2 separate regions of the Mus musculus genome follow, and region 1 is linked to region 2. Evidence: chromatin contacts called from ENCODE Hi-C or POLR2A ChIA-PET data. All regions are on one chromosome and are shown on one strand. The core of a region is the stretch at or near the end of the contact, and the rest is flanking DNA. Distances in the headings are between cores, read along the strand shown. Region 1 holds the start of Wiz (widely-interspaced zinc finger motifs). Region 2 holds the start of Akap8 (A kinase (PRKA) anchor protein 8).

Region 1 (7,015 bases), core at 2,111-4,610, 67 kb before region 2:
CCTGCAACTTCTTTCAAAAACACCAGGATCTCGGAGCCAGCCCCTGCCTCTCAAAGCACCATGTGTCAATGGAGCTGATCTGTCAATGGGCACTTGAGCATTTCACCCCACTCCATATATGGTCTGGAAGCCAAGAGAGCCACTACAGAGGATTTTCTGACTGCCTCAGCCCTTCATGGCCTTCAGTGGGGGACAGAGTGGGAGGTGTCAATCACTCTGGTAACTGTGAGGTTGCCCAGTAAATCCATTTCAGAAAATCACCGGTTTCTCTGCCCCTACAAATGATTAATACAAGAGAATGCCCAGTTCTCCATTCAGGTCTCCCAAATTCATACCTAATTTGAAGTCTCCTGAAGTTGGAAATAATGAGCAGATCCTCACAATTGGTGTGATCTAAGGTTGTCACTTTAAGAGACTCCATTCTCTCCTCTGTAAAGTGTATCTAAAAATTCTCCACATAGTGGAAAACTCTTAGTTAAAGGTATTCAATAAAGGGTATTGATCATTTTTGGGGGGAACCACCTGCTTTTCCATGAAGCACAGACCTCCCACCCACCTATCCAACCTCATCCCCTACCAATATTTCAAGCTCCAAGTAACAGAATCTTTCTAGATGCCATATCACAATCCAGGCACGTTATGGCAGGGAGGGCAATGAGTCTGGGAGACAGATGGAGGGTATGTGAGAATACAGTTGAGTTTTATGGCTGGTTGAGTAAGGTGGATGAGACAATAGGCAGGTGACTAGGTTAGCTACTTCACTGATCATTTGACCTGGTTTAAGGCAGATCTCTAATCAAAATGGATATATTTACTTAGAGAAGGCTAATAGGAAATTAATACTTGAACTAAATGAGTAATCAAATACACACACACACACACACCTCACATTTATTGAGGTCTTTTGGGACTCCCAAATGAGCCGTGGGAAGATAATAAAGTAGACAGACATGAACTCCTGTCACCATTTGGTGATGACAAATATGCAACTAATGGATGACTGTATGGATGGATGGATGTTGGTAGGACTGTTGAATCCCTTGACTGTGGATAGAGAAGCAATGGACTAGTACATGGGATATGAGTGGGTAGATTAAGTGGATTTTTGGATAGATGAGTGTTTAGAGAGGTGATTTGTTTATTGTGTTGTTGAGAGGTTGACAGATTGAGTATGTAGATATATGGGTGGACAAATGGGTAATGGATGGGAGAAAGCAACCAGTTTGTGATGTGTGTATATGGGCTAGTCTGGAGGCCATGATCCCAAAACCTAGGCGGAGGAGAGCTTAACATTCGGTACAGACGTAAAGTAATGGAGATGTTTACGTCCAATACAAACAACGAGGAAAGACGACTGACCTTATGACTGGCAGAGATTGAAAGCTAAGAACTGATGCTGGGTGGAGTCCTCAATGAGCTATGAATGATCCGAGAGAAAACTTCTACGTTTCCCTGCTGTGAACTCACCTGTTATTAACAAACCTACATGTTATTAACAAACCTAGTATAGAAAGAACCAGTGGGGTGCAGAGGACAGTATGTTGTCATGGTAACAGAGCCCCTCCCTAGACGCTAAGGTCCTGCGGCTCCTTTAAGGGTGACCTGCTTGGCCACTCCCAATATGGCGGCGCGCCCGTTGGATTCCCCACCCCACCCCCAAAGTGGCACAAGGGGGGGCAGACCTCCTCATCATGGCGGCGCGGCGGGGCTGTCGCGCTGAGGTCACGTCGGCACGCCGGGGGGGAGGGGCGGGGCGGTGGGGGGGGGAGCGATTTAAAGGGACAATGTCCCCCGAGCTGTGGAGGCAGCGGTGGCTGCGGAGGCCGTGGCACCGGCACCAAGAGGGGCAGCAGCTGTAGTGGCAGCGACGGCCCTATGAAGTAGGGGAGTTCCCGGCCAGCGACTACGCCTCCCCCGGTGAGGCTCGACCCAGCCCGGGAAGCTCGCGGACGGGGCGGAGCTGGAGCAGGGAGGGGAGGCCTGGGCCCGGTCGGGCCGGGCGGGACCCCCTGGGGCGGGGGAGGGGCGGGGCCTGCAGGGGCGGGGCCTGCAGGGGGCGGGGCTGTACAGGTGGGGGGAGGATCGGGGGTCTCGAGGCAGGTGTCTCCCCCCCCACCTCAGCTCGTCCCGCGGGGTCTCCCGCCCCGAGGTGCACGGGCGAAGGGCGCATCCTGGGGACCCTGGCTTCCCCGCAGGGTGCGTCCGCGCAGCGCCGCCCCTACCTCTGCGACCCCTGCGGGAGGTGGGGTAGGGAACGACCATCTGGACTGGAGCCCCCTCCCCAAGCTGCCAAAGTGCTCCGAAGTTGCGGTCCTGCCCGATCCCCGCCAGCAGTGCCTACCCGAGTGGGCACCCGCAGGTGCTTTCTCCAGGCCTGGGCAGGGACCCCTCCAGCCAAGACTGTCAACCCACCCTGTGTAGGGCCCCCCGGGAGCGCCCAGGCCCTCGAGGGCAACGCCTGCTACCAGGCCTGGAGCCCCGGCCCCGCCCCGGTTGCCTGGGCCGGGCCTCACCACCATCTCCCTGGGGAGAGCGCCTCATTCCTGCCCTTCACTTTCTGCTCTACCTTGAAGGTATTTATAGGTGGAGAGGACAATCGCCCTCCTCCCCCCCAGGGTCCTTATTTCTGAAACAGGAGCCCCATCGGTCCTTTTCATCCTCGGGCCAGAACAACCAATATCGGTGGAGGATGCAAGCAATACTATTGGAAGGTGGCAGGGTGGAGGAGCCCAGGCTTGGTATGCATGAGAGATCATGCTAAGAGAAGGGAAAGGGTTAATGGTGGGGTCACTTGAGCGTGTGGAGAGGCTAAGGGGTTAATAACCCTACATTCCTGGGTAGGGAGAAGGATGTGAATGTTGGAAAAGTGTAGGGGTAATTGATACGGGGCAACAGAAGTGAGTAAAGTATAAGGGCAAAGATGGGGGCCCTCGAGACCCTGCACTGGGGAGAGAGCGGGGACCCTGGAAACTGGAGGCATGGCTGTAGGTTATGCAGTCACAGGAAAGCAGCTGGACACGGTGAAGCTGTGAGTGAGCCATGGGAGGAATAGGTGGAGGTGGAAGGAGTGATGAGGGAGGGCTGAGGTGACTGAATGTGCGTGTGTAACTGTGGTGAATGGAGGCTGTGAAGAAGCTGGGGAAAGAGAACGCTTTAGTGTACTGAGACTCGCTCCCAGTAGAGGTGATTGGATTATAATAGGAGTGAATGGAACCTCAACACCACTTAACCCCTCACTTCAACTAAGAGACAAACTGAGGCCATAGGCTTTGAAGGAGAGGACTAGGGTTCTGAGAGAGGGGAGAACAAACAGAATTCTCTTCTTACTCTCTTAAGGTCTTCCTTGTCTTTGTCTCCAGGCCCACAATGTCCTGCTGAACCTGCCAGGTACTGAGTGAAGATTCACGGCTGGCACCCATGGAGGGGTTACTGGCAGGTGGCCTGGCTGCCCCGGATCATCCTCGAGGCCCCGCTCCAAGAGAGGACATCGAGAGTGGGGCTGAGGCTGCTGAGGGGGAAGGTGATATCTTTCCATCTTCTCATTACCTGCCAATCACCAAAGAAGGCCCTCGAGACATTCTGGATGGCAGAAGTGGCATTTCTGGTAAGAGGGCTCTGTGGCCCTAAAGAAGCTTCCCACTTGGTCCCCCAGGCCCAGAGAGAGTCAGGTCACCCCACCCAGCAGGGGCTGAGTTGCAATTGGAATTCTGTTCGATGCACATAGCCTCCTTTAGTGCTCCACGTACCGCTTTTCAGTTTGCCCTTATGAAAACAGATGTCTTGGGAGCCCATGACTGGATGTAAGAAACTGGGATTCATACTTGTAGTGTCCTGGCTTTCCTCTCTAAGCTGGACACCAGCTGTATCCAAATCCCATGTCAGTACCCTGAGCTCTTTGCCCAAAGCCCACTTGTTCCTTCTTGCAGTCTTGATGGAGTGGAGCTCCTGAGCGAGTGCCCTCTAGTGGTAAGGTAAAGTCTGGGGAGATTCGAGTTGCCTCTTTCCATCTTGATTTACCCCATACAAGGCTAGCTCACACTGTCCCCACCTCACAATTTGTTGTTCGTTTATTAAACACTGAGCACCTGCTGTGCCACTTTCTGTTCTGGGTGCTGGGGAAATAATCATAAAGAGACAAAAGTCCCTGTCCTCCAGGGGTTGGCATTCCAGAAGGGAAGGTGGACAAGGAACGACTGAGCAGATGTCATAAGGGCAGGTTATGCAGGCTATGCAGATATTAAACTGAGTGCCAGGACCATGGCTGGGCGCTCCAGGAAAAGCCACCTGACACAGTGGTGTTTGAGGCACAGCACAGAATGAGTGGTGGGACGTGCCCAGCAGGTGGCGGGACAGCATGGGCAAAGGCCCTGCAGAGGGGAGGAGCCTGGTATGTTTAAGGACTTAACAGGAATCTGGTGTGGCTGGTCCCCCAAAACTTGGCCTTCTAATAAATTCCGAGCACCTCTTCTGTGGTTCCTACATGCCAAGTTCTTTGTCTTCTCAATTCACATCATACTTAGAACCTTTGTCGGAAGAGCCTCCGTTATTTAGTATCTCATGTTAGGAATGGGAAATTCAAAACCCTGAGGGGTGAAGTCAGTAGTGTGGCCTTACACCCCTCTTCCTTCTTTGTTTTATTCTGTTCTTTATAGAACTGGGGATTGCACGTAGGCCCTTGCACATACTCTGCAAAAGCTGTTCCATTGAGTTCTGCCCCAGCCCTCCTCTTTAGTTTTTTGGGTTTTTTGTTTTTTGGTTTGTTTGGTTTTTTTGTTTGTTTGTTTGGTTGGTTGGTTGGTTTTTTTTTTTTTTTTTTTTTTTTTTTTTTTTTTTTTTTTTTGAGACAGGGTTTCTGTGTAGTCCTGGCTGTCCTGGAACTCACTTTGTAGACCAGGCTGGCCTCGAACTCAGAAATCCGCCTGCCTCTGCCTCACGAGTGCTGGGACTAAAGGCGTGAACTACCATGCCCGGCCCTCTTTAGTTTTAAATTAACTTCCCTTTCATTCACTTGTTCTTTCTCCTGGCATTTTGTTTTGTGCATTTTACATGTTAGGCAAGCACTCTCCCACTAAGCTACATTTCCATGCCTCATCTTATTTTTTAAGTTTTGATTATTTTTATGGTATGAATGAATGTCTGTATGTGGGTATGTGCACGTGACTGCCGGTGCCTGAAGAGGCCAGGGCTGTTAGATACCTGGAGCTGGAATCCGAGATACTTCAGAGCTTCCCAGCCTTCCCTTTTAAGTTTTTTTTCTTTTTCATTATTATTATTTTATGTGTATGGTTGTTTTGTGCACATATATATCTGTGCAGCTCCTGTATGTAACATCTGCAGGGGCCAGAAGAAGGTATCAGATCCATTGCAACTGGAACTACAGACAGTTGGGAACTGCCAAGTGAATGCTGGGAATTGAACCCTTCCTTTGGAAGAGCAGAAAGTTCTCTTAAACACTGAGGCATCTCTCCAGTCACTCCCTGTTTTTTTGTTTTATTCTGCTGTGCGTTTTTTTTTTTCTTTTAAGATAGGGTTTCTCTGTGTCGTCTTCCCTGGTTGTCTTGGAACTCACTCTGTAGATCTGGCTGGTCTTGAACTCAGAAATCTACCTGCTTCTGCCTCCCTCCCGAGTGCTAGGATTAAAGCTGTATGCCACCATGCCAGGCTTCTTTTTAAGCTTTTGAGTAATTTTTCTTCTTTCCACCCCCCACTCTTTTCTGTTGTTTTCTTTCTTGTTTTGTGTTTTGTTTTGCTGAGTTTGTAACCCAGAGCCTCAAAAAGTTAGGCATGTACTCTTGCACTCAGCCCCATTCCCAGAGCCCTTTATTTATTTATGGCCCCTCTACACTTTTGGAGCTCCTTGATCTGACATTGCGTAGCAGCTCTTCTCATGATGCTCAGGTATTTATGAACCCACCTTTCTAGAGTGTGGTAAAGAAGGGGCCTAGCACATGCCATCCCTGCTGTCATGGAGCCCTTCATCTGGGTCAGGGAAGATGAACCAAGACGTAGAGTGAGGAGGAAGCAACATGAAGCACGGAGATCAGTACAGAAGCCCTAGCTTGTAAAGATTGGGACAGGATGGCTGGCGCCTGCCAGTATGAGGCAAGAGGGGGCATGGTGAGTAGCAGGTCCTCGGAGCTGAGGGCTATCCCTTAGCAGTCCCCTCCTCAGGACCCAGTGAGTACCAGGACTTTGTCCAAGGTTACACAGCTAGTCAGGGCAGGTCTGGAGTCTTAACTTTGTAAGAATTCAAGAAATCTTCTGTAGATTCCAAGGGACTAGGCATTTTTCTCCATGTAGCAGATGGCCCAAGACTGGAGAGATGGAGAAGGTAGGTAGGTGTGTGTCTTCACTACCCCACATCCCCACTGAAGAGCAACCAGGAATTCATGGGTGCACCTGTTTCACAGCCTAGGTAGGAGGAGAAAGGGGCCCCCAAGGGGGATGGAACCCACTCTTAATGACTCCCAGAGTAAATGGGAGCACATGTGGGGATGGCTGCCTTGAAGCAAAATCATAGCATGGAGGTTAGAGAAAGCCTGGATATCTGTCCCACTGCCCCTCAGCTGCTTGATTCCCCTTTGTAGACTAGGCACTTGCCCTGGGAGTCTCCTGATGTCTATAAATAGGAACAGTCTCTGAGGCTGCTATTCCACCCTGAAGCCTGGGCATTCCCTCATCCCTATGCAGCCCTGAGAACCCCTCAAGGATTCCCAGGAGTGGCACCCCCAAACTTCTCTGCCGGGACAAGGAAATACCACTGCCTTGCTCTGTCTTCCAATATGGCTATCAGTTGGGACCCTGCCTCAAGCCCCATTGCAGTCCCATATACATCTGAGGTAGGCTTTGCAGGTACAGCAAAGTCTTGTGGGACTTACACGTTCCACTCAGATCAGCGAAGAGTCTGGTACATGCCTACTATTGTCCATGGGACATGGGACCTGGGAACAAAGAATGGAGAGAATGAATCAGAACATGGAGAAAGCAAGCCTGAGGCTACAAGTCTAGCCTCCAG
Region 2 (7,293 bases), core at 935-3,434:
AAAAAAACTTTGGGATAGGAATTACTGAGGCAAATTTGTATTTCTTGTGTATTCCATCAAATAGCTTTTCAAGTCTATAACCAGTTGCTCCACCAGTAGAGAAGTGTCTCTTTTCAGTTTTACCATTATTTCTTCATATCCAAATCCTGTGAGTTAAAATGATGCACAATATTTAAATATAGTTTCATCTATATTCTCATTTTGTTTTGGCAGTCTTATGTAGTCCAAGCTGTCCTGGAATTCACTCTATAGGTCAGAGTGGCCTTGAATTTGCAGCAGTCCTCTCTTCCTCTTAAGTGATGGGCTTACAGGTGTGCATTGCTAGGGCTGTTTTTATACCCTCTTTACTGGTTCTAAACAATTTGCTCCTAGGTGACTGCATGTGTATGTCTGTGTATCTGTGGGAGGGCGGGAGGTAGCATGTGTGTAGAAGTCAGAGGACAACTTGCAGGAGTTGGTTCTCTCCTTTATTGTATGTGACCTTAGAATTGGGTTCAATTTGCCAAGCTGTGCTTTTACCCAGAGTCATCTTGCCAGACCCTTTATTGTTTTTACATTTTACTTTTTTTGTTGTCACTGGAATTGAGGGGAGGGGGGTGGCAGTGAAGGTTTTTCTGTGTCCTGGAACTTGCTCTGAGACCAGGCTGGCTTTGAACTCAGGAAGATCTGCCCTCCTACCTCAGCCGCCCAAGTGCTGGGATTAACGATATGGGCCACCAAGCCCAGCCCTACGTTTTACTTTTAATAAGTTTTATTACATCTGGTGTGTGTGTATATATATGGGGATTGAACCTAACTAAGGCTTTAAGAATACTAAGAAAGCACTCTATCATCAAATTATTATATTATCTCCAGCTGGCCCCCTCCCCCTTTTTACGTTTTATTTTTTTATTTTTTATTTTCTTGTATGTTTTGCCTGCACATATGCTCACTATTCACATGCCTGGTGCCTGTGGTAACCAGAAGAGGGCTTCATATTCCTGGGAACTAGATTAGAGATTGTTGTCAGCCACCTTGTAGGTGGCAGAAAATGAACCTGAGTCTTTGAAATACTAACAAGTCCTTTACGCTGAGCCATCTCTCTAGCTCCCAGCCGTCTTTTATTTTCTGAGACATAGTCAAACCATGTAAACCGTTAAACTCTGTAGTCCAGGTAGGCCTTCCACTTTAATGTCCTGGAGTTACATGGCCTGTGCCACTAAGTCCAGTACTTACTATAGTTTCTATGTAAGCAGATCAGGTTTCAAACAGCAAATAAGGTGTGGGTGATCAGATCGAATCCTAGTTCCTTGCATGCCTGTCCAGACTGACTGGAATTACGCCCAAGGTCACTTACAGACACTAGGACTAGTTATTGGTGAATCTGAACCTCAGCTGGGTTTGTTGGATTCCTAGAGCAGCCTCACCAGCCCTGTCTGCCCTGCCCATAGCTTATGATGGAGCAGTCCAAGAAGTCCTCGCTTATGGTGGCCCGCAGTATTCTCAACAACAAGCTCATTAGCAAGAAGCTGGAGCGATATCTGAAGGTGAGGCAAAGGCGAAAGCACTGTCCTAGTCCTGACCTTTGTGTGAGCCTGGTCCCCATTCTATCCCAGTGATTCCTACCTCCCATTAAAGTCTCTATCCATCTCTACAGGGCGAGAATCCTTTCACTGACAACCCAGAGGAGGAAAAGGAACAAGACGAGGTGGAGGCTGGCGCTCTGGATGAAGGGGCACCAAGCGAAGCGACAGAGCTCACAGAGGGCGTGCCGGCACAGCCCCCCGTGCCCCTGGAGCCCGCCCCAGGGACTACAACACCGCCACCTCCGCCACCACCAGAAGAGGAGGAGAGCCCTGTACCCTTGCTGGGCGGAGCGCTGCAGTGTCAGATCCGCGGGATCCCGGGCCTCGACATGGAAGACGACGAGGAGGGCGGTGGGGGTCCATAACCCTTACCCGGCAGGGCTCCCGTGGCCGAGGCTGGAAGTCCAGCCTAATAAAGTGCTTTCCCATCTGAGGTCTTCGTTTGTGCTGTGGTGAGGGCGGGCCCCTAGAAGTGCGCCTGCGCGCGGGTAAACGCGCTAGAACCGCTCACGCGTGCGCGGACCTGGACGCTCTTGCGCACTAGCTTACCCTTGAGGCACAACTCCCGAGATGCTGTAGATTTGCAACCCGGAAGGCTGGGCGGATCGGCGGGGGCGGGCCCATTTGAGCAACCAATGGTAGCGCCCAGAAAGAGACGTACGCTCTTCGTCTTCCAGTAGCAGACAGCACGTTGAACGCATGCGTTCTGAGCGAATCTAAGACAAGGATCTGCTGGCGGGTCGCGTCGCAGACATGGAGCAAGGCTACGGAGGTTAGTGTGGGCTCTTCTTCACCACGGGAGACCCTGGCGCATGTGGTATTCGGGCTTAGCCTGCAGCCGGAACGCACTTGCCGCAGCCCGGTTCTGTGTGGAGTTGTCCCGGACGCGCGCGCTTCCCTTATTGGGCCTCTGCGCAATCGTTCCCGAAGCGCCGCGCGTGGATTGGCCGGTAGGACTCGGGGCGGGGGGTGCGGATGAGGCGCGAAGGCCGACGCTGTGGCCGGTTTCTGGATGCGTTCTGGACCGCTTTCACTGTGCAAGCCGAGTGGCTCTCATCGCTGCGGGACCCCAGGACCCGAGCGGTCTCAGTCCCGCCTTCTCTTCCGAAGACGCCACAAAATGGCGGCTCCAGGGGCGGGGCTAAAGCGAACGCTGAGGAAGCGGGGGGTGGAGGGGGTTGAGGTCCGGCTGGGTTGCGGCGGCCGTAGCGAGGAGAGAGTCTCAGCTCATCCTCCGCAGGTCGTCCTTGAGAGCTCGTGTCCCCGGGCTCGCTTTTCTGAAGGCTTACGGGCAGCGCGCGATCGGCCCAGCTGTGCACTGCGGCTACACCCGGTGCAGCTTTTTGGGAAAACCTGGCTGGGTCTCTGCAGTGTACGCGGCGTGAGGTGCTCGTGGGAGGTGTGCTGCCTGAGGGGCTGGGATTCTGGACTGTAACATTACGGGGGTCTGCGGAAGCGGGAACGTTGCCTTTCCTAACCTAAATGTCAGCAACTTTTCGTAATTAGGCGTCGGTTCTCGAGCTATCTGCTTTTAATCTCCTGGGAGGCCTTGACTCTGTACGGAGATTTACCCGCAGGAGATAGTTGGAACATGTGGAATGGGGTTGGAAGTGGGCACAGGGAGTGGTTAGTGGCTTCTGGCGGCTAAGGAAGGGATCTTGAGAGGCAGCAGAGTAACAAGATCCCTAGAATTGGACTTGCCAGAGAGGCCTGAGGTGTGATGAACACGTGTGCTTGGGTATCAGCCTAGTGCTCTTTGCCTTTGGGATCCTAGATCTATGTCTTCCATTCTTAGCCTTTCCACCAGATAGATACCTGTCACAACCCTGCTATACTTCTTTGGTCTAGGGAACTTCATGGTGACTCCCACTTTCTACCAGCCAATAATTTTACAGATACAGTTAGGGTATTTGCAGCCTTCCTGGTTTTTTTGTTTTTTTAACTAAGAATTTTTTTAGCCGGGCGTGGTGGCGAATGCCTTTAATCCAAGCACTTGGGAGGCAGAAGCAGGCAGATTTCTGAGTTTGAGGCCAGCCTGGTCTACAAAGTGAGTTCCAGGACAGCTAGGGCTACAGAGAAACCCTGTCTCAAAAAACCAAAAAAAAAAAAAAAAAAAAGAAGAAGAAGAAGAAGAAGAAAAAGAATCTTTTTTTTTTAAGATTTATTTATTATATGTAAGTACACTGTAGCTGTTTTCAGACATTCCAGAAGAGGGCATCAGATTTCGTTAGGGATGGTTGTGAGCCACCATGTGGTTGCTGGGATTTGAACTCGGGACCTTCGGAAGAGCAGTCAGCGCGATTAACCACTGAACCATCTGGCCAGCCCCTCCCTGGTTTCTAAGTAGCAGTTAGGTATGGCCGTACTGAGTGCCTGTCAGCACATTTAAGGGACTGTGTTACAGTGGGGCTTTTGGGATATTCTGGAAAGGGAACTAACCATTAACACTGTCAAAGTGAAGTCATTCGACAGCCTGGGACTGTGCCACTGTATCGGACTATATGCTAGGCTCCAAAAACACAAATGAAGAGAATGTATTCCCTTTCTGTTCAAAGGAGTGTTGTAGGGGGTGACTTAGAAGGTCAGAGGGAGGCTTGAAAGCTGGGGTGTTGAGTGTTTAGTTACATGGAAGCAAAGCCTAACGTTTATGTCACCGAATTTCTAGCTTGTTTCCCAGTTTCGTGGCATAACTGGCAGCACTCTGAGCTTTCCCGCTTATGTGGCGGCTAGGCCAGTACAGTGGGCACTGTGACCTAATGCTGTGTTTTGTGTCCTCTAAACTTGGTTCCCTCCCTCCCGCCACCCCCCCCCCCTTTTTTTTTTTTTTTTTTTTTTTTTTTTTGCTTTGATGTCAGCTCAGCCAGGTAAGGTATGATGGTTTGCTTGCATTTGTGGGTGGAGATAGTTCTTAAAGGCTGGAGGAGGTGCGCTGGATCACATTTACGTTCCCTCGTTGTAAGCTGACACTTCTTTAGACTCTTTGGGTGTTATCAGAACTCTTATTTCCTTGAGGTAGGACAGAATCTTGACACATGATCTTTTCACAGGCTATGGGGCATGGAGTGCTGGACCTGCCAACACCCAGGGTAAGTGGTTCCTGATTAATGGGTTGGCTTGTGGGTTTCTCCACTGCATGCCCCCTTGTAGTAGAGCCCAGCATCTGTCTTCCCTAGGGGACATTTTGCCTTTTTTTTCTTTTTAAGGAAAAACAGTACTACATGGGAGCGGAGGCTGATTAGTAAGAAGAATGCTCCTTGTGTCACTCTGCTACCTGCCACCACAGGCCTCAGTAGCACCCATGCACCCCTGTTAGTCTGTATACACAAACTGTGCGTTCCTATTATGTTTAGCATATTGTGGAACGTTTGTCTTGGGGTGCTTTTCTTGTGACCATTTAGAGAGATAAAACCTGTTTTTAAGTCAAGAGTACAAAAACAGACAGTAGGCTAGATGTGGCCTAGGCTTTTGTTCACCCTTATTTTCTGAGTCTAGAACCTGTCCCAGGCCAAGTCCCTAGCACCATTGGAGGCAAGCCACTTTTTTGTGTGCCCCGTGAAAAGGTCTTCCAGACACCTCTGCCACATAATATGTTCTTATTCAGTTGAGAATGTGATTTCCTCCCACTCCCACTGATGCCTTAGGTATGGTTGGGAATAACTAGGTTTGGTGAGAACTGAGCTTATTTATGCAGGGGATTTTCTAAGGTCCAGTGCAGCCTGTCCTCTCAGTTAGTACTGTAGTGTAGACCACCATCTTGGGGATTGCTGTGTACCTTTCTTTTCTAAGCTTTCATGGGAGAAGTCAGGCCTGCCTGGGAGAGAAATATTATTGGTGCTTTGTACCTGTTCTGTAAAACGTGAGCATGCTAAGGACCACTGACACAACCAGTCACACCCCACCTTGTGGTGCAATGAGGTGGCAGCTGTCCTTAGGTAATAACTGGTATTGAAGTGCTTATGTGTTTTTGTTTTTCCTAAGGTACATATGGAAGTGGTATGACCAGCTGGCAAGGTAAGACCTTCTGAAAGGGACCTTGAGGTGGGCAAGTGAGTCTTTAAACAGCCATCCAGAGGTACAGGTCCCCACTCCCCCATCCTGGCTGTGCACATGGCTCTGTCGATAGCCCGGAGAATAAGGCTGCTGGGCCCTGAGGCGTATCAGAGCTAGGCTGACCTGAAGGGGAGTTTGAACTTGTTTGAGAGGGATTGTGGATATAGTGCAGGAACACTTTTCAAATGTCTTTGTTAGTACCTGGAATTGCTATTCTGAGGTTCTTGGCCATCTTTGATTAGGAAACAAGTCCTTCTGTCTCTTAAAGAAAACCTGCTACTACAATCTGTGGCCACCTGTCTCTCTGGTCTTGATCACATGTGTATTGTGGTATGATGTTGGTAATGCTTAGTTCCATAACTTTTTCCTTCTTGGTGGGCAGAGAGTGCTCCTGCAGACAAGAATGTCATGGCTAGCCTCATGTGCTCAGGCCTAACATGGTTCTTCTTTCTCCTGATAGGTTATGAAAACTACAACTACTACAATGCCCAGAACACCAGTGTCCCTGCAGGAACACCCTATAGTTACGGCCCAGCCTCATGGGAGGCCACCAAGACCAATGATGGTGGCCTGGCAGCTGGGAGCCCTGCCATGCATGTGGCGTCTTTTGCCCCAGAGCCATGTACCGACAACTCAGACTCGCTCATTGCCAAGATCAATCAACGTTTGGACATGTTGTCTAAGGAAGGAGGCAGGGGTGGGATCAGCAGCGGTGGGGAGGGCGTGCAGGACCGAGACAGGTGATTATGGCCTTCAACCTTTGCTCATGGAATCCCTTTCTGGAATCACGGGAGTGGGTACCAGCTCTTTTAGAAAGCCCTCTTTCCTGTTCCTCCTTTAGGCTGGAGTTGGACCCTGTGGGGTGGGCTTCACTGAAGGTTTCCTAAACTGCTGGCCAATGAGCCTAAGATTCTTTGTTCTGGCAAGGGCTTCATGCTCTTTCTTTGTTAGCAGTGTTTGAATGAGTGTTCTTAGGCTAGTTTGCCTTCTGGGCATTTAGGTAGATACTGACTGGGTGGGTTGGTTTCTTGTTCTGAATGTAAGAGGTCCAACTTAGTGTAAAGTTAGGCTGAGGGCAGATTATTGGGTAGCCTGGATGGCTTAGGCTGCTCCTAATGGGCTGTATACTTCCTTTGCAGCTCCTTCCGCTTCCAGCCATACGAGTCCTACGACGCCAGGCCCTGTATACCTGAGCATAATCCCTACCGCCCCGGCTACGGTTATGATTATGACTTTGACTTGGGAACTGACCGCAATGGTAGCTTTGGTGGGACATTCAACGACTGTCGGGACCCAGCCCCAGAGCGGGGCTCCCTTGATGGTTTCTTGAGGGGCCGGGGCCAGGGCCGCTTCCAAGACCGGAGCAACTCCAGCACCTTCATACGTAGTGACCCTTTCATGCCACCCTCAGCCTCGGAGCCCTTATCCACTACGTGGAATGAGCTGAACTACATGGGTGGCCGTGGTCTCGGTGGGCCCTCCACCAGCAGGCCACCTCCTTCCCTCTTCTCCCAGTCCATGGCCCCTGACTACAGCATGATGGGCATGCAGGGGGTGGGCGGTTTTGGTGGTACCATGCCTTACGGATGTGGCCGGTCCCAGACGCGGATACGGGATTGGGTAAGTTCGCCAAGTTCTGTCAGGCCTTACTGCCTTTTCTTCCTGACACCTTTGTTGA

What was found. Hi-C counts contacts between places; a loop is a spot of excess contacts on that map. ChIA-PET counts read pairs that join two places held with the same protein, here RNA polymerase II (POLR2A).
Region 1: a map of left cerebral cortex shows a loop between it and region 2 (4-fold over the local background). The contact joins the promoter of Wiz here to the promoter of Akap8 in region 2. A Hi-C loop is called at or near these places in 1 of 37 maps with a recorded cell type or tissue (left cerebral cortex). POLR2A ChIA-PET finds 5 or more read pairs at or near these places in 1 of 5 experiments (Patski).

What each region holds. Positions count from the first base shown.
Region 1 is chr17:32,384,162-32,391,176 of GRCm38, reverse strand. Wiz (widely-interspaced zinc finger motifs) reads left to right here and starts at 3,360. Exons shown (of 11, transcript NM_001372227.1): 1 at 3,360-3,604. The coding sequence starts at 3,418. It overlaps Rasal3 (RAS protein activator like 3), which reads left to right. Exons shown (of 18, transcript NM_001374604.1): 18 at 1-518. The coding sequence ends at 97.
Region 2 is chr17:32,316,129-32,323,421 of GRCm38, reverse strand. It overlaps Akap8 (A kinase (PRKA) anchor protein 8), which reads left to right and starts at 2,184. Exons shown (of 14, transcript NM_019774.5): 1 at 2,184-2,337; 2 at 4,613-4,651; 3 at 5,544-5,576; 4 at 6,076-6,355; 5 at 6,755-7,235. The coding sequence starts at 2,319. Akap8l (A kinase (PRKA) anchor protein 8-like) reads left to right here. Exons shown (of 14, transcript NM_017476.2): 13 at 1,431-1,526; 14 at 1,637-1,998. The coding sequence ends at 1,930.